Regions from separate parts of the Homo sapiens genome. Here regions 1, 2 and 4 are each linked to region 3. The links are chromatin loops, found by intact Hi-C in ENCODE. Cell type or tissue: B cell. All regions are shown on one strand.

Evidence for each region. Hi-C counts contacts between places; a loop is a spot of excess contacts. Peaks named below come from ENCODE experiments on the same cell type or tissue, not always from the same donor. Only the 100,000 strongest peaks of a DNase experiment are listed, where the experiment ranks them.
Region 1: a loop joins it to region 3, with 20 times the contacts of the local background. A loop is called at or near these places in 14 of 110 quality-filtered maps.
Region 2: a loop joins it to region 3, with 16 times the contacts of the local background. A loop is called at or near these places in 43 of 110 quality-filtered maps.
Region 4: a loop joins it to region 3, with 7 times the contacts of the local background. A loop is called at or near these places in 2 of 110 quality-filtered maps.

Annotation. Positions count from the first base shown.
Region 1 is chr2:43,572,760-43,580,759 of GRCh38, forward strand. It overlaps THADA (THADA armadillo repeat containing), which reads right to left. Exons shown (of 38, transcript NM_022065.5): 9 at 5,754-5,848; 10 at 4,263-4,483; 11 at 1,577-2,268; 12 at 55-233. Among named protein-coding and RNA genes, the nearest start is that of THADA, 19 kb to the right of the region's middle. In B cell, CTCF peaks have their summits at 4,737 (motif pointing left) and 4,941; a DNase peak (open chromatin) is centred at 4,722.
Region 2 is chr2:42,854,862-42,862,861 of GRCh38, forward strand. No RefSeq gene overlaps it. Among named protein-coding and RNA genes, the nearest start is that of TRI-TAT2-1, 48 kb to the left of the region's middle. RefSeq lists enhancers at 1-56, 2,374-2,961. In B cell, CTCF peaks have their summits at 4,282 (motif pointing right) and 4,481; a DNase peak (open chromatin) is centred at 4,280.
Region 3 is chr2:42,942,641-42,950,640 of GRCh38, forward strand. All of the region lies in intron 1 of LOC112268413 (a long non-coding RNA gene), which reads left to right. Among named protein-coding and RNA genes, the nearest start is that of LINC01819, 93 kb to the right of the region's middle. RefSeq lists an enhancer at 2,911-3,710. In B cell, CTCF peaks have their summits at 4,400 (motif pointing right) and 4,600; DNase peaks (open chromatin) are centred at 4,391, 5,142 and 6,671; H3K4me3 peaks cover 1,034 bases; H3K27ac peaks cover 3,249 bases.
Region 4 is chr2:43,102,167-43,110,166 of GRCh38, forward strand. LOC107985876 reads right to left here and starts at 279. Exons shown (of 3, transcript XM_047446566.1): 1 at 1-279. It overlaps LINC02580 (long intergenic non-protein coding RNA 2580), which reads right to left and starts at 279. Exons shown (of 2, transcript NR_151714.1): 1 at 1-279. RefSeq lists a silencer at 4,073-4,122. In B cell, CTCF peaks have their summits at 3,958 and 4,158; DNase peaks (open chromatin) are centred at 3,975, 5,155, 5,755 and 7,355; H3K4me3 peaks cover 453 bases; H3K27ac peaks cover 5,311 bases.

The DNA.
Region 1 (8,000 bases), 630 kb after region 3:
CTACATGAAAGGGATCTACTGCATGTACAAATCCAGGTAATTTTCTTTACTTACTTGGCAATGCTGATGAATTAAGCCTTGCTTTATTCTTGCATCAGACACGAGGTTCTCCCAGGTATCAGTTGCAGACTGAAGATGTCCATGAGCTCTAGCTATTCGCAGACATGCCATCAAAGCTCCCAGAGCCCCCCTGCTATTACAAGACCCTAAGGATGGGAAAGATTGCTCTTGTCCTGAAAGCACAATAACAAAGACCATTACTGTATTATGCAATGACTACTATAATTATCAGCTGCTAATTTTCATGTTTCCAATTAACATTTTATTTCAATAAATAAAAATCACATTTTAAACTCATTTCTAACACAAATTAAAGTTCCTATTCTAAAATAATCATTATTTAATATGATTTGCCCTTTTGTCAATCATTTCAAGTAAGCATAATTCTCTTATCGTTAACATAAACAAATCATTATTTACCTGCTAACATTTTTGCTTTTTCCCTAACACCTAGAAAGGGAATCAGGCAGCAAATCAGGAAATAAAATCAGGTGGAGAAATAAGCACATCAGTGGCTACAGACTATTACTTCTCTAAAAGTAAACACTGAACCTCTCTGCATATTTTAGAGTGGCTGTTTCTCACTAGTAAAGATTAAAAAAGGAACACAAAGAGCCTGCTGGTTTCAGAGGCTAGGACGTCAGCCATTACCAAGAAGACAGGGCAGCTTGATATAAAAATAAAGACAACCTTACTTCAGAACAGATTCTTGAATCCTGAATTTCAGATGGCTTTTCAAAAACTCAAGAACAAGTGTTGTCAAAAATTACAAATAATGGCTTATTTTTGCATACAGGAATCAAATTTTCCTGCTACCTCATGGTTACTCTTTGAAGTACTGAACGTTTTTAACAATTTTAGTTGAAAATATTTCTTAAAATTATGCTGTACGATACTACATTCTTGCTTTGTTAAACAGAATGTAATAATTTTAAGATTTATATGATGTGTCATGATCATCACTTTACACATCCTGAATTATGCTTGAATGCAGTGATTCCTGTAGGGTTTGTGAGTTTCAATGGGATGTTTACCCCTATTCTAAATAACTATAGATGGCTATTTCTTGAGATCATGCCTCTGAATTTTGTCACTTCCCCAGAGAAAAAAACTTGCTACTGCCAAGTTACCTGTCTTTAACCTTGCCTAACACAATTTTTAATTATTGTCTCAATGACTTGAATAAGCACATTATATAAGACACACAAACTTTTATTTCAGTGATACAATAAAATAAATTCAGAACTTGAAAAAATGAATTAAAACCTTGTAATACAGGAAAGTTTATCATTTTAAGTGGAATTATTCTTTAGCTTGTAGAAATGACTTCAGCCAAAAAACTCCATTCAGCTATATATAGGAACATTCGTTTCAAACTGAAACATCTATCATTAATCTCTTCCTTTACTATTTATAGAAGTGATATTTAAATTTGAATATGATTAGTATCTGCATAGCTACCTACATTTAAGCATCATAATTAGAAACTACTAAAACAAAAATGCATTTTTCTTACCAGTTTTAGCATCAATAGAAGTCTGAAGAATCTTTACCATGTACTGTAAGCTTTCAGGGCTGTAACTTAATAATTTTGGCAAGTAATAATCAATCACGTAAGATTTTTGATCCAAGTTTCCTTCACACAATATAAAAAGGAGAGGAGAAACCCAAGTCTCATGCCACTGGTCAATCCAAGAACTCTCAGCAGTCTGGGATTTCAAATGACTCTTATGATTTCTAAACATGGTTTCCAAGAGGTCACTTGCATAAGGTACCAATGACTGGTCTCCCATCACCTCTAAGATTTGAGATGGAATAGTTTTATCTATAGCCAAAATATGTTCAACTCCTATGCACTCTACCAAACAACCAAGGCACGTGTACTTTCCTTTAATATGCCATTCCAATCGTAAAAGACTCTCAGTCAATTCCACAAAGAAAGGATCAGGGACGAAATCTGCACCTTCCACAGTGAGCCGGTGCATTTGGAGAAGGTTTTTGAACATGATTTTGGTTTGGTGTCTCAGAGCATCCAATGGATGTTCCCAATGGGTATAGACATATTCCAAAAGTCTCCCAACTATACTTGAATTCCCATTCAGGCTGTCCGTTAGGCTCGGGGAACTTGATTCAAGGACTTGTATGGCTGAATTAGTCCAGGATGCTAAGATTCTAGACAGAAACATTTCCAGCGTTGGCTCTTTAATCCTGAAGAAAAATGAGCCATGAGCCATTATTGTAAACTGATTAGTAAAAGAAATTTCATTTTATAACAATTTAGACTTTAAAAATATTAAATACACAGAATGACCACAAATTTCAATTATTAAATTTACAAGAACAAAAAACTACAAGTAAAGCCAAAACAGATCTCAAATTTGTATATGATTCTTTTTACCTTGTAAAAAATAATCCAGAAAGCAGTTCAAGATCAGCCTAGGCAATATAGTGAAACCCCATCTCTATAAAAAATTTAAAAATTTAGCTGGGTGTGGTGACACACACCTACAGTCCCAGCTACTTGGGAAGCTGAGGTGGGAGGATTGCTTGAGCTCAGGAGTGAGACTGCAATGAGCTGTGCTCATGCCACTACACTCCAGCCTGGGTGACAAAGCGAGACTTTGTCTCAAAAATAATAATAGTCCAGGAAGGGACATAGGGAAATTTGGGGGATGATGGAAATATTCACTACCTTGACTGTGATGATTACACAAGTTATTTATTTATTTATTTATTTGAGACAGGGTCTTGCTGTCACCCAGGCTGGAGTGCAGTGGTGCGATCTCGGCTCACTGCAACCCCTGCCTCCCAGGTTCAAGCGATTCTCCTGCCTCAGCCGCCTCAGTAGCTGGGATTACAGGCGCATGCCCCCATGCCTAGATAATTTTTTGTATTTTTAGTAGAGACAGGGTTTCACCATGTTGACCAGGCTGGTCTTGAACTCCTGACCTCAAGTGATCCACCTGCCTGAGATCTGCAAGCCTGGGATTACAGGCTTGAGCCACCATGCCCGGCCTACACATGTAATTTAAAAGATAAGGAAAGCCAAGTGTTGGAGATGGTTGGGGGAATGGGGCTTCTCTGTGATAAAAATATTCTAAAGTTGTTTGAATTAACTTTTAAGATGTTAAAACTTCATTTCAGAAATGTTGATAAGGATCACTTTAGATTACCTATGTTAAAGTGCTTCATAAATTCTAAAGCACTACACATGTAGAAACTTTTATAGTTTTAAAAAATGATGCTAAAAACAAATTTCAGGAAAAAAATTTTTAAAGAAAAAATATAGCAAAGAGAATATTAAAAATTAATTTTAGAAATGCTGGTGGTTGTACAACTCTGTGAATAAACTAATAAACTGAATTGTACACTTCAAATTTATGAATTGCATAATATAGCTCAAATATGTAAAAAATTATTTTAGTTTTCCTCCTTTATTCATATGTTCAGTATTATCAAGCTGTATATATGTTTCGACATTTCATATACATGATCACTTTCAGCCATTATGGCAAAAACACCACAAAAATACAAAATACAGCCCCATGAAGTCAGAAGACCTTCTAAGATTGCTGTTTCAGGTTCTTATTAGCAATATGGTCTCAGGTAAGCATTTACTTTTCTAAGCCTCCCTTTGCCCATTCAACAAATTAGATTTCTTATCCTATATAGTAGCCATTTGAGGATCACATTAGATTACCTATGTTGAAGTTCTTTATAAATTCTAAAACACTATACATATAAAAATTTTTATAGTTTTTAAAAACGATAACATTGAAAATGTTAAAAATTAATTTTAGAAATGTTCTTTACAGGCTAACCTGCAGCAATAATTTTATTTATTTATTTTTTTAAGACAGGATCTCACTCTGTCGCCCAGGCTTGAGTGCAGTGGCACAATCATATCTCACTGCATCCTCGGCCTCCTGGGCTCAAGCAATGTTCTCACCTCAGCCTCCCACGTAGCTGAGACTACAGGCGCATGCCACCACACCCAGCTAAGTTTTAAAAGTTTTGTACAGACACAGTCTCACTATGTCACCAAGGCTGGTTTTGAACTCCTGGCCTCAAGTGATCCTCTTGCCTCAGCCTACTGGGAGGGTAGCTGGGATTAGAGGCACAAGCCACTCCAGCTTTTGGACTGCATCTTCTAAATGTCTTACAAGTGAAACAAAATATGAGACGATAGCATCAAAACTCACTGTGAACTCAAGGTGAACAAAACATGTGCAGTATCCAAGAGCAGGGCCTCCCCACTCCGACCCATGCTTCCGTTCTGCCAGTCCAACATGGCAAGTGTCCCCTGACAGAGGAATAAGACAGCTGACTGAGAGATGTCACCACAACAGAGGCTCCTGCAGCTGCTCATAAACCACTCGGGGACACTGGTGCAGTCCACTGAACGAAGCAGCACACTGCTAATCTGGAAAAATATAGCAGAGCTAACACACATAAAGCTTTTAAAACTTTTCAGAGATATTTCAAAATACAAACCCAAACATCTCTTTCCCCTGAAAAATCCTAGGAAAAATGACTAAATCCAAAGATAAAATACCCACAAATGTCATGATTATTGTATTAGTATTAAAGGAAAAAAATTACATCAAGTACGAGAATGATTTTGCTGGTTGGAATGTACTGGCAGAGCACAACACATCGCCACCTGCAGGTGGATAAGCTTAACAACTGCTTTTTTTTTTTGGTATGTATTTTTTTTTTAAACAAATGCTTTTAGAGGTGATTTGAGAAATAAACATCTTCGACTTATCCAAAGATAATTACTTTGTGTGATCTCATAATATATTTTTCTAAGGTCAGGTAAAAAGATAAAATAAGTTTCCATACAATATAGCAAGCAAAAAAAGAAATCTACTAGTAAAAAATACAAGGATTGTGGCCTAAATTATCAAATTATACTTTCTGTAAGAAGCAAATTTACTGAACAATTGACTCTATCTAGCATGCTTCCTGTCTAAAGCACATGATTTGGGTTATTCTCAATAAAGAATACATTTATCAGAAAAGTTATTACTGTGTATATATCTATACATTGATATGCATAATTTTAACATTAAAAATATCTTTTAAGATACTAATGAGAGATGACACTGAACAAACAGCACTAAAAAGAAACTAAAAGAATGTACATCAAAAATGTTTATAGTGATTATCTTTGTGAGATGGACTTACAGGTGACTGTTATTGTCTTTTTGTTATTGTTGCTTTATCTGAATTTTTGGAATTGTCTCTTATTATAACAGAAAAAGGTCATCAGAAGGAACCAGACAATGCAAAAAAAAATTATTTTAATTCACTTCTTTAAAAATATTTTTAATTTTTTTTTTTTTTAAGAGACAAGGTCTCACTCTGTTGCCCAGACTGGTGCAATCTTATCTCACTGCAGCCTTAAACTCCTAGGCTCAAGCGATCCTCCTACCTCAACCTCTCAAAGAGCTGGGACTACAGCTGTGCACCACCATACCCAGCAAATTTTCTTTTTTTTTTTTTGTAGAGACAAGGTCTAGCTAAACTCCCCAGGCTAATCTCAAACTCCTGGCCTCAAGTGACCCTCCTGCCCTGGCCTCCCAAAGTGTTGGGATTATAAGTGTGAGCCACTGCACCAAGCCAAAATTATTTTTTAAACATACCCTAACTCTCAATAAAGTACAATTCTAAAAAGGAGATGCACTTACCAAATGAGGAATCTTTTCAGACGGGTGAAACATAGTCTTAATAAAAAGAATAATAGCTAATCCAGATGTGCTCTGTACAGTCTGTAACAGATCATCTATTTGGCAAAAAAGGAGAGAAGCTTGTGTTAAATAATGAATATTCTGGTAGAGTGGAAAGAGCAGATGCTGAGCAGCCAGATAGGCCTGGGTACAATTTCTAGTCTGACCACTTCCTGGGTGAATAGGTCTTACCTAAGTTATTTAACATCCCACAGACTCTCTTTTCTCTTGGGTAAAATGGGATAACTCTTAACTGAGGCAGTGTCAGGTTTAGATGAATAATGAACATAAACGCTTTTTAGAAGGAGTCTCACTCTGTTGACAGGCTGGAGTGTAGTAGCGTGACCTCAGCTCACTGCAACCTCTACTTCCTGGGTTCAGGCGATTCTCCTGCCTCAGCCTCCCAAGTAGCTGGGACTACAGGCGCGTGCCACCACACCCAGCTAATTTTTGTATCTTTAGTAGAGATGGGGTTTCACCACGTTGGCCATGATGGTCTCGATCTCTTGACCTTGTGATCCGCCTGCCTCGGCCTCCCAAAGTGTTGGGATTACAGGCATGAGCCACTGTGCCCGGCTGAATATAAAGGCTTTTAAGCCCAGCATATAGATACTCAATAAACGTGATTCCTTCCTCTCTCCTCTAACATACACTTTCTTCCTCGCCAACTATTGCTTCCCAAAACACCTAACAGCAACACCACCTGTCCCCTCCCCTCCACCAATGCCTCTGTATCCCAATCACCATATACACAGACTTTTTCAAAAAGAGATTTCAGGGCTTGTATAAAGAATGTAGGTAAGTGCTAATTACAAACTTTGCTAGCACTGACACTGTACCCATAGCAACCAAACAGTTTTGACTTGGTATCTTCTTTTTGTTTTATCTCTATTAGCCTCTAATACCATGGTGAGTTGTTCAACCTGGGGAAAGAAGTAACACTTCTTTATGACATCATAAACTACGTACTAAATATCCACTCTGCCCTTCATCACTGATAAGAAAACTGTGACTTTGATTGGGGAAGCCACATGCCCAGCCAAAAGCAGGATACTTGCTTCTTCAATCTTCTTTGCAACTAAAGGTAGGCATATAAGAGGGTTCAGGCCAGTTGGATTTAAGCCAGTCACTTGAGTATCCTGATCAAAAGTAAAGACGCAACTGGCCTTCCTTCTTCCTGCCTTGAATAAAGACACATCTGGAGCTACAGCAGTCATATGGCAACCACGAGGCAACAAACGTGGGTGAAAACCAACCTGCTGAAGATGGCACAGCAGAAAAGCAGAAAATGTGTGGGTCGTACACTGCCTATACCAGTTCTGGATGACCTGCCTCTGAACTTGTTATGTGGGAAAGGAGGTTTGGTTTTCAGTTACTTGCAGCTAAACACTTTACTGATTATGAAGCTTTAAAATGCTGGAAAAGAATAGTACTGATTAGGTGCCATCAACTTTTCGGAAAAAAAGCTACTTCTTTTTTTTTTTTTTTTTTTGAGACGGAGGCTTGCTCTGTTGCCAGGCTGGAGTGCAGTGGCATGATCTTGGCTCACTGCAACCTCTGTCTCCCGGGTTCAACTGATTCCCCTGCCTCAGCCTCCCGAGTAGCTGGAACTACAGGTGCACGCCACCACGCCCAGCTAATGTTTTTTTTTGTATTTTAGTTTTTTAGTATTTTAGACAGGATTTCATCATGTTGGCCAGAATGGTCTCAATCTCCTGACCTCGTGATCTGCCCGCCTTGGCCTCCCAAAGTGCTGGGATTACAGGCATGAGCCACCACACCCGGCCGAAGTTACCTCATATTAAAATCATGTATTCTCTACATTTCATTAGTTAGAGAATCTTTTTTTTAGACTAACACAGTCCTCTTTTAAAAAGTAAATAACCTCTGAAAAGTTTTCTGTAAGTTATGTCTTAATAAAAGTAACTTTAACTACTTTCCTTTCCTTTTAATACCTGAGAACCCAGGCAAAAAGAGAAATAGAAATACTAATTGGACAAAATATAGCTAAGACTTTCATTACCAGGGTTAAAAACACAAACAATGAGGCCAGGCGCGGTGGCTCACACCTGAGCCACTTTGGGAGGCCAAGGCGGGCAGATCACCTGAGGTCAGGAGTTCCAGACCAGCCTGGCCAACATGGTGAAAGCCCGTCTATATTAAAAATACAAAAAAAAAATTAGCCAGGCGTGGTGGTGCATGCCTGTA
Region 2 (8,000 bases), 88 kb before region 3:
GCAGAGCTGGAAAAGAGCAACGCCTCTATGGAATGACAGTGTGGACCCGGGTCCAGAGGAGGGGAAAAGAGGCGGCTAAGGCAGGAAAGTCAGCTCCGGTTCATCCTGAGGGGTTTGAGTGCCAGCCAGAGGTCCTCCTTACACAATGGGGGTGGTGGGGTGGGGGGCAGGGGAGCTCTTGAAGGTTCTTGAAAGGGGAGTTACCTGATGAAGTAGGCGTTTTAGGATGAGAGGCTGGCCACATAATCTGGTGGGATCATGGCAGCTGGGACGGAGGTCATGAGAGTGGAAGAGGCTGGAGGAGGGGTGTTTGGCGCGGGGGAGAAGGTTTGAGTGGGGAAATGGCTGAGGCCTGGGGAGTAAAGCAGGCAGAACTGAATCCATTTCACATTTGGGACATTCTTGAGGCCTCCTTTCTGTGTTTGGGTTCCCCTGACCTAAGAGCACCGTGTCAGCCTAAGACAGCTCCCTGCCCACAGGCCAACTGGCCCAGATGGACCTGGGGGACAGAAGCCAGGCCCTATGCTAGCCTGGGTCCCAGCCCCCATTCACACCCTACCCAGAGTGGCCCTGGCCTCTCCAGTGGGCTTCGGGGTATCTTATTCCCTGACACAAAAAGTGGCATCTCTCCCTGGTGTGGGGATTATCCTGGTGGGCAGAGGCAGAAACCCCTTGAATAGGAACTTAGCCAGTCCAGGTGAGCGTGTGAATGCCTGTGTGGCCCAGCTGGGTGTGAACACAAGTGTGAGTTCTGTCCAGTTCTTGCAAGAGAGTGGGGGACCCTGTCCAGCCTGGGTGTGTGACAGTGTGGTGTGTGTGCGCACACAGCCTGGCCTGAGTGAAGAAATGTGAATGTGGACACAGCTCGGGGCCCTCCAGATTGGTGGCCCGGCCCACGGAAACTGTCCTCACAAAGGCCCGCATCCACTGGGGAGGGCTGCCTGGCCTTCCTCAGTGGGTAGACACTGGTTAGGCCTGTGGCAAAGCCCTCTGGCCTGGCCACACACAGGCCTTGTGTGAGTGGTCTCGTGGCAAAGGAGTGAAGGAAAGGGGTGGATTATTCTAGCCCGTGAATGTGGGGCCGGGACACTCTCTGCCCACTGAACAAATGCAGTAGGAACTGGTGCTCCGAGGCAAAGACATATCGGAAAAGTGTGTAAGCGATCGGAGTGCGGCCAATTCTCCCAGAATCTCAAAGGGCAGGTGGCCTACATCTCTACCATGTCAGTTTCAGGGCTCCGAGGACTTTGATTTGCTGCTAACTTTGTGACATCTTTAAACATTTTTTTGTCAGTAGCTTCTTCTCTAGAGTGTCGATGGGAGTGAGCAGGGGAGCCACAGGGTGAGGGGTGAGGGGAGGGGGACGCTGGCCTGGGGCCTGGACGGGCATGTGCCTCTTGGAAGAAGCCATGGCCACTTCCTTGGGACCAGGGTCTGCACACACATACAGAGTTGTGGGGCCCGTGGACGGTGGGTATGGCGGAGCATGGAGAACCCCTGACCTCTGCACTCACCTCCCACCTCCTGGGCGGTCACGCCCTGCTCAATCATCCGTCCTAGGAAGCGGATAGAGTCTCTGGAGAGAGTCCAGGGGATTGGAGCCACACAGTGGGGAGCACACCAGCTAAATGAAGGTGACTTGTGCTGACCCTTCAAAGGCTGAAAGCCAGGAGAGCCACTGCCTTGGATAGAGAATCTTGGGGCCTGGCTCCCATTTCCTCTGTTTGGGGTCTATGGCTACCTTCATTCAAGTCATCGCCCCCTCCCTTTACCCTTCAGGCTCCACCCTCTCCCTGCATCTGAGGTGTCCTTCCTCGCTCAAGCCTGGGTTGGAGGGATCACCCCCTTTCTCCCTCCACCCTGTAACCACCCTGCTTGTTGAGACGTGGCTCCATCTCTGGGCCACACGCTTCCCATTCTCTTTAGTCTAATGTTTCCCTGGTTATACAGCTTATTCATGCTAATTGTAGGAAGCACGGGAAATTCGGAAAACATAAAATGAGGAGCAAAGTTAGGCCTAGACCCGGCACTTAGAGATACACACTTGCCCGTCTGGAACATTCGACAGTTGCGGGGTGCCCCTGACTTGTAACAGCACTTCCTACCCTCAGCACGTTGGTATTCTCACTCAGCTCTACGAAGTGGCAGCTGCCGCCACTCATTTTTCCTTTTCACAGCTGGGGAAGCTGAAGCAGAGAGCTGCGGCCACTTGTCCCGAGGCGCATCGTCTCAGGCTCCCCAGCACACCGTCCACTGTTGCCTTGCACCCTACCCCATGCCATGGCCTGCTGCCTGCGCTGGGGCCGGCAAGCCTCCCTGCATGGTGGGCACCCTTCCTAGTCCCCTGCCTGCACCTGGTCTGACTTGTGGGCTGGCTCTGAGCTTCACCCATCTCCCTGGGGCCACTGCAGCCAGGATGGGGAAGGGCGGCACATTTCAACGGCGTGCCTCCTGGAAACCACATCAAATGGTGCAGCTAGGAATTAATAAATAAACTTGGGAGACAAGTCAATTACCCTCTCCCTGTGCCCCTGTCCCCCAGGGGCAAACAGTGGCATGTGGTTCCCGGCCTCAGCATGCCTTCCCGGGGGCAGGCCTAGTGCTGCAGCTGGCTTCTGTCAGATTAGCTGGGCGAGATGCAGCAGGCCTCTGTCCTCTGGGGAAATGGATCCCTTCCTGGGAGGTGGGGACGGCATTCCCGGGTTACTCTGTTACTGCCCTCTTCCTGCACCCGTCCGTGTCTCACTGTGTTCATGGTGCCCAAATCACTGCCCTCCCTAGTCCCCGACACAAACGCTTCTGGTCAGCCGTCATAACGTCTGCAGCTCCGTCCTCAGAGCTGGAAGCTGACATTACTGAGACTCCAGTAAAGGTCCACACTGCTTAGTGTCGTCAACTCATCAGAACTAGCATTATCATTTAAAAATCAGAGGGACTACTTGATGCTTTTGAAAACATTTATTTATGGCTGGGCGTGGTGGCTCACACCTGCAATCCCAGCAGTTTGGGAGGCGGAGGCAGGAAGATGGCTTGAGCCCACACGTTCGAGACCAGCCTGGACAACACAGAGAGCCCCATCTCTATAAAATAAAACAAAAGTAATAAAGAAAAATAAAAAAGAAATAGCCGAGTGTGGTGATGCATGCTAATCCCAGCTAATCAGGAGGCTGAGGTGGGAGGATCGCTTGAGCCCAGGAGTTCAGGGCTGCAGTGAGCCATGATCGTGCCACTGCACTCCAGCCTGAGAGACCGAGCAAGACCCTGTCTCAAAAAAGAAGAAAAGAAAAGAAAGGAAAAGAAAACATTTATTCACTCAGCAAATTCTTAACAATGCCTGCTTTGTGGCAGAGTTTTTTCTAGGTGGCAGAGATACAGAGACAAGAGACGCAGCCCTGCCCCATAAGGAGCTTACAGTTGTGTGGAGAAGTCAGACAATACAGCTACCATATGGGGCACTTCGGGGGGAAGGAGGGGGACCCAGCACAGTCTAGAGGGCTCCCCAAGGGGCTTCCTGAGTAGCTGATGCCTGAGCTGCATTATGAGGGACAAGTCATGGGGGCTGGAGGGTAGGATGGTGACTGCTGTTCCAGATGGAGGGGACAGCTCTGCAAAGTCTCAGAAGGGGAGTGAGGTGAAGGGGGAGAGCTGTGAAGGCACTGGCCTGGCTGGAACTTGGGTGTGGAGGGAGCAGGGTGAGAGCAGAGGCTGGGAGTGGGGACACGGCTGTGAGGGCCTGAGCTATATGTAACTGTTACAGAGTTGTGTCTTAGGGGTGTGTGTGTGTGTTGGGGGTGGGGGGGTCGGAGATGGAGTGGCCACATAGACTTCTTTCTTCCTTTAAGTTTTGAAAAAAGTGATGGGATTATGGATTCTTTCCAACTGTGTGTGTGTGTGTGTATATATTGGGGGTGGGGTTTTTTTTTCTATGTAGAAACTAAGAAATTAGCAGTCTGACAAATATCAGAACAGTATCAGGAAAGAATGAGTCCTCTTCTGACATTTACTGTCACTGAATTTTCTATGGTTGTATTATATAGGCATGTCCTTTAGATCAACCATTCTCAAGTTTCAGTGTGAATGACCACTGGGGACATTTACTGAAAATCTGGGTGTTTGGGATTTGTCCTGGAGATTTTGATTCAGCAGGGCCCAGCATTGTGCATTCTTCAACAAATTCTCCTGGATTATGTGGAGTCAGTTTCTACTGCTTTGATAAACTCATTCCGAGAGCCTGATTATTTCCTCTTGGGGAATTTGCTGGCAATTCAAGAGTCTACCACCAGATGGCAGTGGTGCTTTGTGATGGATCTAGGCAAAGCCAGTTTTCTACAGGGGGATAGTTGTTGAACAGGCAGTTCTCCTTTATTGCAAGAATGTACAGAAAATAACTCTTTTAGATAATTTCTAAAATAATTTGATCACGAAATCTTAGATATAGGAGCTTGTTTTAAAGTTAAATTTACCCTTCAAACATTACAGCTGAGCTTTCCAATATGGTGACCACTAGCCATGTGTGGCTTTTGAGCACCTGAAAAGTGGTTAAATTGTGATGTGCTGAAAGTGTCATAAACACATTGGCTTTCATTCTTTAGAAGTTCCTATGACTTAAAGACATAAATAAAAAAATTAGCTTTCAAAAGCAAAAAAAGTCTTATTAATATGAAGATTGCATGTTGAAATATTTTGAGTTGAGTTAAATAAAAGTTTATTAAAATTCATTTCGCCTGTCTCTTTTTCCTTTTTAAATGTGACTACTAGAAAAGTTTAAATTATATGTGTCTCATATTCTATTTCTAATGGACAGTGCTGCATTGAAATAATCTAAATTAATTTCTTCATTTTTGAAAGTGAGAGAATCGAGGCCTCAAGTTTGATGGAAAACTGCTGGATTTGAAGTCAAAGACCTGTATTTAAGTTCCAGTTCAAACACTGACTTCATGCCTCTGGGCAAGCAATATACCTTCTCTTAGCCTCCATTTCATTGTCTGTGAAAAAGGGATAATTACAGCAGCCTTACTTAAAAGAGTTACTTAAAAGACCAAGTGAGAGAATGTGTATAAAGGAAGTTGTGTAAACTTCGAAGCATCATAAAGGTATGAAATTACTATTGTTGTGGTTACTGATAATGACTAGAACTCAGGCCAAATAAACTCTACAAGTCATGAAAGCATTCACCGTGTGAAAGTCACTGGATTGGGCACTTCTAGACTGTTAGGAATTTATAGCTGACTTGAGGAGTTGCTACTTAAGCTCACGAAATGGAAAATGACAATGCAATACACGATAAAAACAGTGATTCAAATAAGAAATGGAAAGTTTGTCCCAAGGCATATATGGTTAATAGTGAGTGTTACTGCTTTTTCTTTCTAAAGTAAGCATTTATTGAGCTGGTACAGTAGGATTGGAAGGTTGGGGTTGGGAAGAGGGAGTAATGAAAATGATGAACATGTTTTCTCTGTTTACAAAGAGGTTTGCCATCTGAGTAGAGGAATGAAGGCAGACACAGAAGACATGAGCGACTGAAGACCCAGTGTGGAAGCTGCCAGCCTTGGTACTTCCAATAACAGCACTGGAATTAGGCATATGTGACAGGGCTGCCAATTCCTGACCAACTCTCAACTCTCCTCTGCTATATAGAATCTCAACTCGTTAGGGTTGGCAATTGGCCCAGCTAAAATACTTCATTTTCTAGTCTCATCTTGAAGCTAAGGATAGCCACATAATTCAGTTCTGGATAATGAGGTGAAGCATGAGTGGTTGGGTTGAGCTTCTAGCAAAGTTCCTTAAAAGGTGGACATTCAGCTAGTGCACACACCAGCACCATTAACCTTTCCTCTTGCCTGGACTATGGATGTGATGGTGGTAACTTCAGCAACCATTTTGTGAGCATGAGTTCAAAAGTCATACCCTATAGTAGCAGAAGAGAAGGCCAGGATGAGCCCAGGATCTGGACAACATCGTGGAGATGCTGGGCTGCCCTGAATTTCCAGCCTTTGACCTTTTCATCATGTGACAGAAAAATGAGTTCCTCTTTTGTTTATGCCTCTGTGATCTGGGTTTCCTGTTCTATGCAGTCATTCCAATTCCTGAATGCCATTGAACATATCGTGCATATATCAAGGCTCTTGAGTTCTGTGTACCTATGGCAGGAAGAAAGTGAGAGGATTGTATTGGGGTCTGGGGCGAGAAGGTCACATGAGAAGGATGGGGCTACTCTTAAGCCCCATTCCAGCAGGTTGGGTGGTGGTGAAACATCCTTCCTTCCTTAGGAGGACGAGGACGGCAACTGATCTAAGAATCCCGAAGAAGGAGAAAACAGAAATATCACAAGGAGCAAAATTAGGAGAAGTGGGTTGTAGGCACTGAGTGGTGCCAGCCCACCCTACTTCATAGCCCTTCTGTAGAAGGTGAAGTAAGGGGAAAATTAATTGGCAACACATGTGGATTTGAATTTTCTATTTTTTTCAACAAATTTGACTAAAAAATTAAAATTTAAAATCTAAAAAATTTAAATTAAAATATTTTTAAAAACTTATGGTTGGCAGCATGCACCTGGACCCTGCCTTGGCCTTGCAGGATCCAGGGATGGGTGCCTGGAGTCCTCGGTTGGGGAGGCAGGGAATACCCTTCTGGACCTGGGCTTGGAGGGTCTACCCTGTCCAGCCTCCTACCCTTGGCCTCCTGGGATGTCCCTGCAGGGCTGCCCCTGTCTTCTTCATCTGTGCCCTCGAACTCTCCTCTCTCTGGCAGTGTTAGTGAGATGCCTTGTTCTATTCTGCTGTGTCTTTTTTAGTTTTCCTTTGTGTTTTCCTCTAGATTTCTCTTGATTGGCCCCAGCCCTGGTTGGTGCCTGTCTGCAGACAGGGCAGGTAGGGCTGTGGGTTCGAGAACTCCTCTATGTCCCTGGGTCCAGGGCCCTGGAGAAACCTGTACCCACTCCTCCCCACAGGAGCTAGTGGTCGCTGGGACCTGGTTCCAGATTTGGCTGTAGCCTCTGAAATGCGGGCAGAGGAGGAGGGTCCCAAGGGACTTGTGCTTTCTGTGGGTCGTGTCCCCACCCCCCACCCTGCCTAGCCTCATCCTTATATTTAATTACTTGAACAAGCTCTTTCTCATACCCCATCTCCCCCACCCCCCGCTGCCCAAAAAAACCCCCCAAAACCCCTTGTGGTGAAAAAACACACAGTAACACTTAGCATCAGTAACATGTATCATTTTAACCTTTTTTTTTTTTTTTTTTTGAGACAGAGTCTTGTTCTGTCACCCAGGCTGGAGTGCAATGGTGTGATCATGGCTCACTGCAGCCTCCACCTCCCAGGTTCAGGTGATCCTCCCACCTCAGCCTCCCGAGTAGCTGGTACTACAGGCATGCGTCACCACACTCAGCTAATTTTTGTGTTCTTTTTTTTTTTTTTTGTACAGATGAGGTCTCGCTATGTTGCCTAGGCTGGTCTTGAACTCGGGCTCAAGTAATCCTCCCTCCTCAGCCTCCCAAAGTGCTGGGATTACAGTCATGAGCCACTGCGCCTGGCTTATCTAAACCATTTGAATGGATTTCTTTTTACTGTTTCCTAAATCCTGTTTCCTTGCAGCCTTCCACCTCAGAGGCTGAGCCATGAGACTGACTGCCACAGGAAAGGAAAGGAAGGTAGCCATCTTTAGGCTCAGAGCTGACTTCCTTGACCTCACTATTGAGATACTGGTGGGGAAACTCAGGCTTTGTGGAAAGAGCAGGGGATTTGCTAACAGAAATCTTCCTGTAACATCTTGAGGGCCAGGCCTGGTCATTTAGAGAACAGAGTTCACCACAACCCAGGTAGGAAGGAGGTGTGTTGGTCTGGTTGAGGGGCCACTGAGGGCAGGGGGGACTTGTTCTATCTCACGGGGGGCCTGGAGAAAGCCACCCTGAGGTCAGCCCTCCAGCACCCACTGTCGGTGGCCAACTCAGATTGTAGGCAGCAGCTCAGTGGGGTTGGGCCGAGGCGGGCCCTGAGGTTCGC
Region 3 (8,000 bases):
GGATTGGGTAGAAGAGAGGTGCTTAGGAAGGATGTATTGAGCTGCTGTCTAACTCTTTCTGTAAGCAAGGGCACAGGCCCCTGAGACAATGGTGGAAAAGCTCTCCTGTTTTCAAAAGTCCCTCAACGTGCAGGCCCCTTGGAGGCAAAGCACCTTCAGGATTTTAGAATCAGAGTTTTTTCTGGGCCGCAGGACAACCTGCTCTGGCACTCGCTCTGGCCTGGCCATCTCTGGGCTCCTCTTGGTCAGTATCTGGGCAGCCTTTTAGAGGGCCTGGAAACCACAGCTAGCCCTTCCCAGAATGACTCGACATCCAACGTGGACTCAATTCCAGTCCCCCTTGGCTCCAGGAGGCCCGTCCCACAGGACAAGGCCAGGGCCACAGAGGTCCCAGATTTTCTCAGATTCACTGCTGACCAGGGGCAGCCATGCCAGAAATTCTGCAAAATGCCAAGCACAAGCACTCTCAAGCGGTGGCTTCATAGTTCCCACAACCTCATCTACCATACTCCATAATGTCTAGGTGGAGTGAGTTCATCTCAGACGGGAACACATTTTTCCTCCTGTGACTTCTCCCCTGACTCAAGTCTACAACCACCAGGAAACTGCTTGGGACAAGGCTGGGGCAAGGAGGCAGGGCCCGTGGAGTTGGGACCAGGGCAGAGCACCCTGCCCCGTGGAGCCTAGATCCTTGGCCCCAGCACCCCTAGAAAACATGGCTCCTCGGGCGCGGTGGCTCATGCCTGTGGTCCCATCACTTTGGGATGCCAAGGCGGGTGGATGACCTGAGGTCGGGAGTTCGAGACCAGCCTGACCAACGTGGAGAAACCCCGTCTCTACTAAAAATACAAAATTAGCTGGGCATTGTGGTGCATGCCTGTAATCCCAGCTACTCAGGAGGCTGAGGCAGGAGAATAGCTTGAACCTGGGAGGCGGAGGTTATGGTGAGCCGAGATCACGCCATTGCACTGCAGCCTGGGCAACAAGACTGAAACTCCATCTCGAAAAAATAAAAGTTAAAATAAATAAAAATAAAAATTTTTGAAAACCTGGCTCCTCAAGGAGCCACATTCTAGACAGAGCTGGAGAAGTTGATGGGGCTTGGGTTTAAGTTTGCATTGTGACCTAGGCACCCTAGGAGATGGCACCCATGTGCCCAGAGCTCAGACAGGACTTTTCTGTCTGCCTCCCTCACCCAACACTTTGCAGCATTGGGTAGACTGAATAGAGTTGTGACTGTAGACACAGGAGACTCAATAACCATTTCTTCACATCTGCTTGAGACCATCTGGCCTTTGCATCTTGCCAGGCATGAGTTATTCCTCTCTTAACCCATGGAATCCATTGCCTGGCACGGCTTCCACGCCCTTGCACCATCCACATCCTCCCGTCCACATCCCCCCGTTCTCCAAGGTGGGCTCCATCCTACCTTCACCTCCTTCATTCCCTACCCTGGAGCCCTCAGGGACCTCCTTTTATCCCTTAAGCTCTTAACTCTCAACGTCTGCACCACTCTCATGTGGTAGTAATCCCCATTCAACATGTAACATTGTTTATCATCTCAGGTGGCTATGAAGGGCTTTGTATGTGCCTCTTCTATCCCCAAGCACACTCTATTTTTTTATTTAGTTATCATTATTTTTCTGAGACACAGTTTCAATCTGTCACCCAGGCTGGAGTGCAATGGCAGGATCTTGGCTCACTGCAACCTCCGCCTACCAGGTTCAAGAGATTCTTGTGCCTCAGCCTCCTGAGTAGCTGGGATTACAGGCATCCACCCCCATGCCTGGTTAAATTTTGTAATATTAGTAGAGACTGGGTTTCACCATGTTGGCCACGCTGGTCTGGAACTCCTGACCTCAAGTGATCCAACGGCCTTGGCCTCCCAAAGTGCTGGGATTACAGGTGTGAGCCCCTGCGCCCAGCCCCTTTAAACCATAGTTTAAACCAGCATACTTTAAACCAGCTCTGTTCAGTAGACTTCTAATGTGAACTACTTATGTACTTTAGAATTTTTCAGCAGTCACATTTAAAAGTACCAAAAAGAGACAAAATGAGTTTTAATACATTTTATTTAACCCAATATATCATAAAAGGTTATCATTCCAATATGGGAGTAATATAAAAATTATTAGTTAGACATTTTACATTTTCTTGTACAAAGTCTTCGAAGTCTGGTGTGCAGTTTATAGAAAGCTCTTCATCTGATTTAGATTTAATAATGACCTCTCCTTCTCTTCCACCTGCCCAATACCAAGCCAGAAAAGATGTAGCCCCACAAGCAGGGCATTCTGGGAATTGTAGTTCCTAGCTTCTCTCAGAGCCACAGAGAAGACCTTGGAAAGGGATAGTGGTGATGAATTGACCACAGACAATCCGGCCCATTATTCCACTGGGCAAGTGCTCCTAGAAGTACATAGGAGCCAGTTGCCAGGTTGGAGGAACAGCAAGGCTGCACAGGGAGGGAGGGCAGTGGGCACGGCAGGGGACCCTGAGCGAGCTGACTCCCAGGGGCAGAGGGAAGAGGAGCCTCTGGTGGGGGTAGGAGAATAAGAGATGGAAGGGCACGGAAGGAGGAAAAAGGTGGGTCTCTGTGAGTCCCTACCGCATTCTGGACATACAGGTGCTCTAGTGTCATGAGGCGGCCAGGCCCGCATTTCAGTGACCCCCACATTGGGGCGGGGCGAGGCTCACAGGTGTCACTCCCCCTGACTCTGGGTGCTAAGAGGAGCTGGGGCAAGGTGGTTGCCCCCAAGGCCTCAGATACTCTACTTCAGTGCTTCAGTGTGGGTGGACTCAGAAGCCGTAGGGACCCCACCCCTCCAGAAGGCTTCCCAAGCAACTCTCCTGTCAGCCTGGACTCCTGACTTCGATGCTTGTTCGCACATGCATGGCCACAGCTCGTTTGCTGTGCTGCACGGGGCATGCCCCCACTCACAAGGAGCCCTTCGGGGTCAGAGCCCAAACTATCTTCTAAATCCCACAGCATCTTGGAAGGTGCCCTACACATCTGTGCTGAAGGGAGCTGGGGTGGAGGCCAGGAAGAAAGGTTTGCAGGCATCGGCAGAGCCACTGAAGCTGCTCCTGTCACCAACAACCAAAGCTCTGAAAGAAAGGGGAGAAGTCCCTCCGGGGCCCCTTCCTTCATGCCCTGAGCAGCCAACCTGGCTCATACAGACCTCAGAGACCCAAGAGACATCAGAGATTAGCCAGAGCCAGTCCTTAGGCTTTCGAAAGGAGCAGCACAAACACACATAGGTGTGGGGGCATGAGGGGGGAGGAGGTGGTGGTGCTCCTGGCTGCAAGACACTAAGAGCACGGGGCCACACTGCTGGTGCTCAGCCCCAGCAGGGGCAAGGCTCAAGAGGGAAGCTGGAGTGTCCTCTTGGAGAGACCCCCACTGAATTAGATCACCTGCCTATTAATGAGGAGACCCCCTGACTGAGGACGCCAGCCTCTGACCAGTGGCTGAAACCCGTCTTCTAGGCATTAATCCAGAAGTTAGATGTACCATGAACCTTCTGGTCTTTCTTAAGAATCGTGGGATTTTTGGCCAGGCGCGGTGGCTCACGCCTGTAATGCCAACATTTTGGGAGGCCGAGGCTGGTGGATCACGCGGTCAGGAGATCGAGACCATCCTGGCTAACACGGTGAAACCCCCTTCTCTACTAAAAAACACAAAAAATTAGCTGGGCTTTGGTGGCTGGTGCCTGTAGTCCCAGCTACTTGGGATGCTGAGGCAGGAGAATGGCGTGAACCCAGGAGGCGGAGCTTGCAGTGAGCCGAGATCGCGCCACTGCACTCCAGCCTGGGCGACAAGAGTGAGACTGTCTCAAAAAAAAAAAAAAAAAAAAAAAAAAAAAGAATTGTGGGATTTTAGGGCTAGGCTGAGTTATGGTCTGAAGCTCACCTAGTCCAAGGCTGTCACCTCGCAGATAAGGAGACCAAAGCAAACGTGGAGTGAAGCTGGAGGTGGGCCTGGTCTCCTCCACAGAGGCCTTTCCTTCTTCCCCACCCTCCCCTTGGTCCTCCCTACTAGCCCCCACCATACGTTCTCTCTTTCATCCTCTCTCAGGGCTGGAATCTTTTCCCTGATAGCCCATCTTCTAAGACACAGCGGTCCCCAGATGTTACTTGAGCAGAAACAGAGCAAGCGCGGAGTGCCTGATGCCTCTGAGAACCTAATGAATGGCTCAGATGTCACGTGGCGATCTGGAGGGGAACACACATAGGACAGAAAACCAGACCCCACGGGACTGTTGAGCCCTCCAGAGTCAGACCGTGGTGTCTGAAGCAATGAAATAGGGTTAATTTGGCAAGGCTTGTCCCTGGGCACAGTTTCCCTCCCCGGCTCCAGTTTGTGCTTGCAATTCAAGTTTCTGGCACCAGATGGCAGCGTTGCTCTGTTATGAATGACTTGATGGAACAGTTTTAAAAGTCATTCATTCATTCATTCCACAAGTATTTACTGAGTGCTTTCAATGTGCCAAGCCCTTTTCTAAGTTCTTGGGATAGAGCAGTGAACTAAACACAAAAATCTGTGCCTCCTGGGAGCTTCATTCTCATGCAGGAAGACAATGAATAGATGAGAAAAACATTTGGCGCGTCAGATGATAGGTGCTATGGAGAAAAAAAATAAAGCAGATAGGGATGAAAGGAGGGCTGGAATAGGGGCATTGTGAAGTTAAAGGGGAGGTCAGAGATAATAAGATCAGGGAAACAGAGCTGCGCAGAGCAATGGAGGCTCTAGGCAGTGGGCGAAGCAGAGAATGTTTACATGGGAAGGGGCTTTAGAGGTGGCTTTGTTACATTTGACAGTTGGGGACACTGAGGCCCAGAGAGCTCAGTCTCAGCTGAAAAATCTGCCTCAATTGAAATGACCTGCCCAAGTGAAAAATCTGGAGGCAGGCAGCCTAGAGTTTCAGGTCCACCACATCCTACCCCGCTGCCCCTGCCACCTCCTAAACCCACCTCAGTCCTCCCGCAATGCAGCAGGACTAGGAACTCACCAAACTCTGTTTGCTTTTCTTTCTGGACACATTTTCTAGCCTGCCTTGCTATTACCATGTGCAGCTACCAAGTTCTGGCCAATGGCTATTGGGCAGGAGTAAGGTACATCTATTCCAGGCCTGGCCTCCAACAGTTCCTGTATCATCTTCCACGTACCACCTCCACTCCTTCCCCATCAGTGCAACTACAAGCACAAGACTCCAGAACTCTAGGGAATGAGGATGTTGCTAAAATAAGGGGGCCCTCTATGACTGCATGGAGATGAATACCCCATCACCATGCTTTGGACTGTGGTGTGACTGAGTTTGGTATGTTGAGCTATTGGGAGGTGGGGGTTGTTTGTTACAGCAGCTTTCTTACCCTAACTAATACACCCACCATCACTGAACCCAACTGAATGCATAGCCCGCCCAGCCTCAGCTCCCAACACTATATGGAGGACATCTGATGCTTCTGCCAACCCTTTCTCTCTTTGCCTGCTCTGAAGCCCATGTAGTCCAATGCCATTACCTCACAGATAAGGAAACCAAAGCAAATATAGCTGGTCATAGCTCCCTTTATATTCCAGGAGCCAAACCAGTTCTTGGTGAAGTTCTTTCTTATGATGCCTCTCCACCATCACCCAGAGCTGGGCACATGACCCAGGTGGTCATTCTGAGCACACAGTCCTCCCGGCCAAGTGACTGGTTCAGGGATAGACACATCATGCAATCAGAGTCTTGCTTAAGATTCAAGCTATAGATGCTGGAAAGAGGATCTGTCTTCCTCTGAGATGCTGAGTGATGACCAAGAGAGTTGGAAGCTGCTGGAGCCATTGCCCAAGGATATGAGGAAGAAGCTGTTGGGGGAATGAAACTAACATGTAAAGGTGGCCATAGAGCTGGAGAGAAAATCATACTCCACCATATTGTTGTTCCAATCTTGCCTGAAGTCAGGTCTTCCTTCAATTTCCCCAGTTACAAGGGCCAGTTAATTATCTTTTTTTTTGTGAGACGGAGTCTCACTCTGTCACCCAGGCTGGAGTGCAGTGGTGTGACCTCGGCTCACTGCAACCTCTGCCTCCCGGGTTCACGCCATTCTCCTGCCTCAGCCTCCCAAGTAGCTGGGACTGCAGGTGCCCACCACCACACCCGGCTAATTTTTGTATTTTTAGTAGAGATGGGGTTTCACCGTGTTAGCCAGCATGGTCTCGATCTCCTGACCTCGTGATCCGCCCGCCTCGGCCTCACAAAGTGCTGGGATTACAGACGTGAGCCACCACACCCGGCCAATTATCTTTTTAAAAATTTTGATTCAGTTTGAATTTCTGTCACTTAGAGCACAAAGAGTTCTGATTAATAATTATTGGACTAATATTTACTGAGCCCTACTGTGAGCCAAAAAACTGGGATAAAATAGTGAGCAAATTAGACACCAGCCCCTAGGATCCCCTGTCCACCATATACAGATATATGTGACAGGTAGGTTTGATGCCAATGAGAAGTTGTTGAGAAGTCGGGTCTCATTTTTCCACTTTCTAGGTTGCTGGCTTATCAAGATAAAGGAAGAAATATTTGCTTTTTCCTTTACCCTTCTGGAGCACCTGGCCTTTGAGTTCTTGAGGTTTGAGATTTCCTTATCACGAGGAGGAAAGTAACAGTCTCTGGTCTGTGTTTCCGGCTGAATGGAGAAGTTGCCAGGCCAGGTGGGCTGCCCCTGTGATTTGAAAGGCCTACGCCCCTTAGGAGGTGGTAAACAAAGTGTCAGTCAGATTTGGCCAGGGGAGGGCCATGGCCTTCAGGGCTTGTGAGGCTCTTTGGACTGAAGGCGAGAGGTGTTAGGGGTTTTGCAGGGGCCCCAGAGATCCGCCCCCATCAAGTGCTGCAGTGGCAGGGCCCTGGATGTTGGTGGGGGCTGCCCTGTGCCTTGGAGAACTGCGCCCAGATGCCCAGTCTCAGGAACCTTGAGCAATGCCCCCCAGGTCAAGCCTGCCTCAAAGTTGCCCTAATCCCTCTACTGTCTCGTGGGCAGCACTGGGGACAACCATGGTTGACAGTTAAGTCCCTACTATGTTAAAAACACATGTTTTCATGGGTGGGGCAAACTCTGGGGTCTTTCTGCATCACCTTCTGCATCAACTTTCTATAACTTTGACAAAGGAGGGTTTTAGCCAGATGCAACTTAATGTGGAACATTTAAGAAATGTAACATTTCTTGAATCCTAAATTTTGTGGCATGATATCATTTGTAATATATTTAATTACAAATTGTTGCAAACTATGAGGGGAAGTGACTGGGCTCCATGAATCCATATAACAGGAGGATCTGATCAATTCAGGGGCATAAATATATTTTGCTCAGAGGGACTAGCTCTAGAAAACCTCCTAGGATGCATTTAGGCTTCAGTGAAATGGAGTTTAGTTCCTGAAATTTGTTTTTTACCAAGACAAATGGTAACAATCGCTTAGTTACGTGCAATTGCTTTAGGCTCTCTTGAGCCTCGTTGTTCAACATCCCAGAGGAAGACAGACCCCCTCCAGCATCCACAGACAAAATTTAAAGCAAGACTCTGGTTGGTATCATCAGGTCACATGTCCCTCTCTGAACCAACCAAGCCAAGAGGATTGTGTACTTGGAATGGCCAGCCTAGATCACTTTATTCAATCCCCACAACCACCTCCTGGGGTAAATATCATTAGCCCTCATTTTACAGATGAACAACTGATGTGGAAATAGGTTCATTTACTCCTCCAAAGTTGTGATGGACAACCTCACCAAAGTTATCTCTTCACAACCTGAGACTGGGTTGTGGGAGTGGGGATGGAAAAGATTCTGAGAAAGACTTTTCATCTCTGATCAAATAAGAAAAGCACATAAAGAGAGCTCTTGCCACATTGACCATCACCCTACATCCTGACTTTGGAAGGAGATTTAAGAAGATGTGATATCTGGAACTGTGGCAGCCATCTTGAGACCATATGGGGATGAGGGAGAGAATTTAGAGGCATTGG
Region 4 (8,000 bases), 160 kb after region 3:
CTTCTAGGCTGCATTCCCCTTCAAAGTCCAGTGTCCTCCCCAGGCCCGGGAGAGGCCCAGGTCCCAGGTCGGCAGTGCTGGTCTTCACCTTTGCCACTGAACCCGAGGAAACGAGCACCCGTCTATTCCTCCTCCCAAAGCTGGGAGCAGTTGTGAAGAGCCGCCATAGATTTCCAAAACCTCAGCATCCTGAACGCCTCCCAGAGCAAGCAGAGGCCTTTCCAAAACACTTCCCCTCCGAGCCCGTCTTACTGAGACATTCTGTCCCTCGGCTATACTCTGGAAAATGTTCCCTCAGCCTAAGACTGCCAGTCCCAAGCAGGACCACAGGCCTCAGAGCCAGACCGCACCACAGGGCCTGGCTCCTCCAGGCAAGTCAGGGAAAGGAAGCTGCCTGTATTTTCAGAGGAGCCCAGGCTTGCCTCCAAGGCCCAGAGAGGGTGCCCAGCCAAGCTCATTTCTGCTGCTACCACGCCATGCAAGACACTGGAAAGCCAACATCACACGACATTCACATCTGTGGGTGGAAGAATGTGCAGAAAACTCGAGAACAAAGTAGAGGGAAGGAGAGCACAGAGTTCAGCCAAGCCTCTAAGGGGACAGACCAGCTGTCCAGTAACAAGCAGACTCAAGCATAGCTGCGGAAGTCAACAGATTTTCCCTGGGGGACCCTGTGACCTAGGCAGCCCCCAACAGCCAGGCCACCAGCACAGCATCAAGCAGAAAACCAATCCAGCTCTCTCTCCCATTAAATCAGCTTTACTTAAGATATAGAATGACCCAATACTGTCTGAAAATGAAATGCCCAAGGCTCAGCTAAGAGGAAGCCAGACTACGTAAAAGAATGTCCTTGAAATATAAACTGAAGTATTTAAGGGTAAAGGGGCAAGATTTCTCTAAATTTTTCTCAAATGATTTCATAAATGTAAATAATTGGTGAATCTGGGGAAAGGGTATACAGGAATTCCTTAGTCTTATAAACTTTCTGAAGTTGGCAATTTAAAAAACAAAACGGCAGGCAGCAGACATGCCAAAACATGATAGCACTGATATTCCAAATGCCATACCCAGTGAAGGGACTCAACTCTTCTGTTACCTTCCCCCTGCAACACACAGTCACACTCACACTCAAAATACTTGGAACCGCACGCTTAAGATCTGTGCATTTCATTTCCCTGTTATACCTTATATTTTATTACATATTATTAAAAATAAAATATTTGAACTGGTAAAATGCAGTCCAAAGATGCATGCATCTTTCACTGTCTTCTGTCATAGCAATTTGTGAACCCAAGTCAGGCCCAGCGTCCTTAAGGGGAAAGCCAGTGTTGTTTACCTCTGAATCCTACTGCAGCTAGCAATGTACTTTGTAAATGGTAGGCATTTAACCAAACCTAGAATCCAATCATTTGCCATGGAAGGTTTCTAGCTCTAAGTGAGGTGGAAGGAGGAAGGGAAGGGGGTAGATAGCCAAATGGAAGAAGAAACCAAGAAAGACGGCAGAGTCCACATGGATTTTCCAGTCCAACACACTCATGTCAGAACTAATTTTTTTTGTTTTTGTTTTGGGGTGTTTTTTTTTTTAAGACACGGTCTCACTCTGTCACCCAGGCTGGAGAGCAGTGGCACAACCTCGGCTCACTGCAACCTTTGCCTCCTGGGTTCAAGCTATTCTCCTGCCTCAGCCTCACGAGTAACTGGGATTACAGGCGCGCGCCACCACACCTGGCTAATTTTTTGTATTTTTAGTAGAGGCGTGGTTTCACCATGTTGGGCAGGCTGGTCTTGAACTCCTGACCTCAAGTGATCTGCCTGCCTTGGCCTCCCAAAGTGCTGGGATTACAAGCGTGAGCCACCATGCCTGGCCAATTTTTTTTTTTTTTTCAAGGTTAGTTAGTGGTCAGGCCCACCTAGTGGTTACCAGAGTCAACAATGGACTTATTAAACTTTGCCTCATTCTCTGAGTGTTTTGTGTATATGAATATAGTCTCTCCAGCAAGACCACAGAGGTAAGGGCCTTTCCTCTCCCTACCCTCCCACGGCCATCCTCATGAGCTTAATAGAGACACAGACCCGTGATATGCCCTTAAGTGCCTCTACCAGACTCGAAGCTCCATGAGGGCAGGGCTGTGTCTTGTTTGCTCTCTTCCGCATCCCCAGCACTTAGCACAGCGGTTGACACATTGTTGGTGACTAGTACATAATAGTTAAATCACGGAGTGAATGAATGGGAGTTTTGTTGAGTTTAATTGAGTTTAGTTGAGTTGGGTTGAGTGGGGTTGAATTGAGTTGGGTTGGGTTGAGTTGAATTGGGTTGAGTTGGATTGGGTTGAGTTGAGTTACCTTGTTCCCCAGGGTACACTGAGCAGGCTCTTTGGGAGTCATGCTTCTGACATCAGATGCTCAACCACAGAGTCAGAACCAATGCAAACCTCCCCTCTTTGCTTTAACTCCCACCCTCAGAGTAGATCTCTCTGGCTGCTGAATCTATCACCAAAGGTGGTGGAGCTTTCTATGGCCAGTGTAATACGATCAAAGTTAGGATAAGGTCTTCTTCTCATGGTCCTTTTGGGTGGGGCTACTTTGGGAAGAGGAGCTTTGCTAAAGCACTTTTCTGGTGAAGGCAGGATCTTCTGTAGGAAAGCTCTGGATTGAAGTTATGGTACCACCACCCCCCACCTCCGCCACCCCATCACTCTATCCCCACATATACAGTAGGGACAAGGCTAGGGCATGGGGGGCAGCAGAGAGCAGCACCCTGCAGGTGCCAGTGACTGAGGGAGAGCAGTAGGCCTGAGGGAAGCAGTGGGAGTGTGACCCACGATCAGCAGGAGCTCAATGTTTCTCCCTGATGCTTGGGGCAGGGCACTTGTGATAGGGCAGGGGAGGTACATCTCCCTGTCATTAACAGGAACAGGAGCCTGAGGCATGGGGATCTTCAGTCAGGCTCTCTGAGGTCTTCCAGCCTCCAACCCCTGGGCTAGGAGCCTTGTGTAGCAATCTTCCTGTTGCTACCATGGAGACCTGAGCCCCAGGTCAGCCCTGGGAAGGGTTGGGTGCATTCCTGGCCATAGGGATGGTGCATTTCATTCAGGCTGTCCAGATGTTTATGTCCCCCCCAAATTAATATGTTGAAATCTTCACCCCTAAAGTGATGAAGGTAGGAGTCGGGCCTTTGGGAGGTGATTAGGTCCTGGGGGTGGAGCCCTCATGAATAGGATTAGTGCCCTTATATTATGCCCTGAGACAGACCCCTAACCCCTTCTGCCATGTGAGGTTAGAGTAAGAAGTCACCATTTATGAGGAGATCGCCCTCACCAGACACTGAATCTGCCGGCCCCGTGATCTTGGACTTCCAGCCTCCAGAACTGTGAGAAACAAATGTCTGCAGTTTACAAGCCATCCAGTCTATGATATTAAATGTCTGCTGTTTATAAGCCATCCAGTCCATGATATTTTGTTATCGTAGCCTAAATGGACTCAGATATCAGATATATTTCTGTATAGCTTGGGGGAAGGAAGAGTTCCTCCTCTCACATCCCCTTCTGTGGGCTGGACTATGTTGAGAAAACCTCCACGTTTCCAGCACCTCTCACCATCTCCCTGCACCCCTTTAGAGGAAACCCCTTCCTGGGCCTTCAGGGCATGGCTGGGCATGCTCCCAGCACACTTCATGTTTGCTTCCAACCTAAGAAAGGCCAGGCTTCCCAGCTGGGAGCTCTTTTCCCTCCCCACCTCCCCCTTTCTTGTCTGTCTGCCTCCCTTTCACACTCCCCTATCTCCATCCCCTCAAACCCAAGAGTTTCCACAGTGACAACATGTGGGCCCCAAATCAAACCCCTGTCCACAGGTCCTGCCTGTGTCCCTCCTCCTCCTCCTCTAGCTCCCCAGCCTGGCCACCCTTGTCAGCCCCACCCTCACTCCCACACCCCCACCATTCCTCCTTGTGGACAACTTTCTAAATGCAGCCACACTTCCCCTTTTGAGCCACAGGGCCTATAAAACAGCTGCAGACAGTCAGCGGCACTGCAAAAGTCCTCTTGCCAAGTTTGGCTGAGACCAATACCCTCTAACTCTAGCCATTGCTTCCCCACTACCAGGCACTGAGAGAACAGGCTCCTTTTCGAGTAAACAGTGGGGAGACATCATGTTCCCAACATTCTAAACTAAAGAGGACTCACTGAGGGGCCCAGCCAGTGGGAGGAGGCAGCCCAAAGCCTAGCCTGGCTTCCCACACCCCCAACCCTGCCAGTGCCCTGTGAGACCCTGACTACTCCACCCCCTCCAGTCTTCTGTTTTGCAGGATGAGGGGTAGCTTGGTTGGTTTCCTGGCCCTTTCTGAGTCTAAAACTCCACAAATCTGTCACTTCTCCTTAGGGTGCTCCTGCCCAGTGCCTGGAGAGGGAAGGGGCTTTGCTGAGAGACATGCTGCCACCTGAGGGTTGTCCAGACACGAACTCAGTCCCCCACCTGCCTTCTGTGCTCTTTCTGCAACACTCTGGCCTCAGTGAAACAGTAGCTCTCAGTCCTGGCCACATAGCAGAATCACCCAGGGAGATTTTACAACATCTCAATCCCCAGCCACACTCCAGACCCATGAAATCTGAATCGTGGGTTGGGGCCTGGAAATCAGTCTGTTTGGAAAGTTACCCAGGTGATTCTGCTAAGCGGTCAGGGTTGAGAACCACGGTGGGAAAGGCTTCCAGGAAGTAAAGATGAAGCTATAAGCCAGAGGTGATACATTTCCGTCCCACATTCTCCGCTGAGAAGGATCTTGAGGCTGGTAGGAAGAGATCTGGGATGAACTAGGCATGTCTGTCAGGGATGGGTAGGGAGTGGCTGTGGCCTGAACTAGGTATTTGTCCTCGGGCTTTGGTGGCTCAGAGGTCCTGCCCTGAGGATGCAGGAGAGGACCAGCCTCCAGGCACTGGCTCATTGGCCGGCTTGCTTCCTCCCAAACCTCCCACCTCCCAAGTCTCATTATGGCCCTTGAAGTCAGACAGCCCCAGGGCTACCGTCCAGGAACTGGAAACCAACCTCAGCCAGAGCCAAGAGGCCCCAGGTCAGCCCCAGCCCTCCAAGGGCTTTGTGTAGATTGAAAAAAGGAAAATAGAGAAGGGAAACCAAAGCAGGGCAGAATGCAGTGAAGGAGAAAAAGACAAGAGAAAGGGGAAGGACCCTGAGGTCAGAGAGTCATGTGAATGGCATTTAGGGAACAAAACCTGGCTCCTCTCCATCCATCATCCCCTGGGCCGGGAGAGAAGCACTCTTCTGCCAGGGTCCAGGGCACAGAGATCCAGGCCAGAAAATCCAGATCCAGAAATCTGCCCAACCATGTGTCTGTGAGCACCATGCAGAGCCAACAGAGGAGCCTCCTCGCACAGACACCCTCAGATCCCCACCTCTTCTTCTCACCAGAGCCACAGCCTCCTGTTGGACATTTAAGCGAAATCACTTGGTCATTCCTCAACCAAAAAAAAAAAAGAAAAAAAAAAACACATTAAATCCAGTTCCCAAGACACTTGGCATCACATCAGGGTGACCTGGGTGATGCTGCTGTCGAGCTGCATGACCTGGAGTGAGCCACCTCCCTTCCCTGCCCGGGCCTCAGGGCCTGACCTTGCCTGCCTGCCTGCGAAGTCATATTTGAATGGAAGGGACACTGCTGTAGCCCAGGGGTCAAGAGCCTGGGCTCTGGAGACAGAGGCCTGGACCTGGCTCACCACTTACTAGCTGTGTGAGCATGGGCAGCTATGGCTGTGAACTTCTGCTTCCTCATCTGTAAGGCAAGAGTTAGCAGACTGATGACAGAAAAGGAGAAGAAAACACAGGCCACACCAATGTGGGACTCATATTTAGAAAACACAAGGACTGGCCAGGTACGGTGGCTCATGCCCTGTAATCCAAGCACTTTGGGAGGCCGAGGTGGGTGGATCACCTGAGGTCAGGAATTCAAGACCAGCCTGACTAACATGGAGAAACCCCGTCTCTACTAAAAATATATAAATTAGCCAGGTGTGGTGGCGGGAGCCTGTAATCCCAGCTACTCAGGAGGCTGAGGCATGAGAATTGCTTGAACCCAGTGGGTGGAGGTTGCAATGAGCCGAGATCACACCACTGCACTCCAGCCTGGGTGACAGAGTGAGACTCCATCTCAAAAAAAGAAAAGAAAAGAAAACACAAGGACTGCTCTTTGCAGATCCAAAGAAGATGGCAACTCCAATAGAAAAGTGGGCAAAGGATATGAATGGGGCAGTGAACAGAGCTGCAAGGATGTGTGCAAACAGGAGGACACACAGCAGATGCATCAGAGAGGCTTCTATTGGGAGAGGAGGGGAGTGAGGAAGGGGACAAGGGGATAGTGGTTCTCAGCCTGAGATGATTCTGCTCCCTTTCCCCAGGGGACATTTGGCAATATCCAGAGACATTTTTGGTTGTTACAGTGGAGGTGTGGGGGTGGGTAATATTGGCATGTAGTAGAGAGGCCAAGGATGCTGCCAAACATCCTACAATGTACAGGACAGCCTGCATAAAAGGAATGATCTGACTTGATATGTCAATAGTGCGGCCAATGAGAAACTCTGGGCAAAGTAAGTGGATAAGCAGACAAATGGGCCAGATGTGGTAGCTCATGCCTGTCATTCCAGCATTTTGGGAGACTGAGGAAGGAGGACCACTTGAGCTCAGGAGTTAGAGACCAGCTTGGGTAACATAGTGAGACCCCATCTCTACAAAAATATTTAAAAATTAGCCAGGCATGGTGTCATGCTCCTGTAGTCCCAGCTATGGGAGGCTGAGGTAGAAGGATAGCTTGAGCCCAGGAGTTCAAGGCTGCAGTGAGCTATGATCACACCACTGCACTCCAGCCTGGGTGACAGAGCAGGACCCTGTCTCAAACAAACAAACAAATAGATGCAGGGGCCTTGTACAAACAAATAATGAACATGTACCATGAGCTGAAGCACAGGACAAACTTAAATAAGTAAAATTAAATGGCAATAATAATGGTTCCTAAGTGGCACACAGTAGAGTTTTCAAGTAGTATTTGCTGCTCTATTGCTACTCTTTCGTTGAGGATCTGAACTGCTTGACCCTCTTCTGTTTGTTCCAGCAGCAAATTGTGGGCCTCGGTCCAGAGAGACTCCTGTCTTGCCCAGAGATGGAGGAGCAGTCACAGTGGGCAGCCCATCTCAAACCCCTGCACCAGTGGCCACATGAAGGGAAGGAGCAAAACATGGTTTAAAAAAAAAAAAAAGAAATGGGTAGGAGTGACTGAGTTGGGAGAGAAGAGGAAGAGAAAGGAGACACTGCAAGTTTCAATGTTTCACAACATTACAAAAATACCCCCCAAAGCCTGGGGGCCATGGGGAGAAGTGCAAATTGAGCAATGACTGCGGTTCTCTTTTCAAATTCATGGAAAATCCTCTTTTCACACCCCCTGGGTCAGTGAAGCCAGACCCTTCAGCATCACCACAGTGGCCTAGAAAGGGACACTTGTCCTGTCACCACCAGGCCCTACACCATCTCTCCCCTTGGCTGCCTCCTCCTTCTCTCACTCACCCAGACCAATTCTTCATTCCTCTTTTGTTTTCAGGATGAGGATGATTTTATTTACTTACTCCCACTCCGGTCCCACTAAAGCCCTGAAGCAATTGACAAGATACATACAAAATAATAATTATAATCTCATCTGTTAGAAACCAGCACCTGGAAAGTAATCATCTCCTTTAAAAACAGCCCAAGAGAACCTCTAAGATTCCTTTTTTTTTTTTGAGACAGAGTCTCGCTCTGTCGCCCAGGCTGGAGTGCAGTGGCACGGTCTCGGCTCACTGCAAGCTCCGCCTCCTGGGTTCACACCATTCTCCTGCCTCAGCCTTCCAAGTAGCTGGGACTACAGGCACCTGCCACCATGCCTGGCTAATTTTTTTGTATTTTTTTAGTAGAGACAGGGTTTCACCATGTTAGCCAGGATGGTCTCGATCTCCTGACCTCGTGATCCG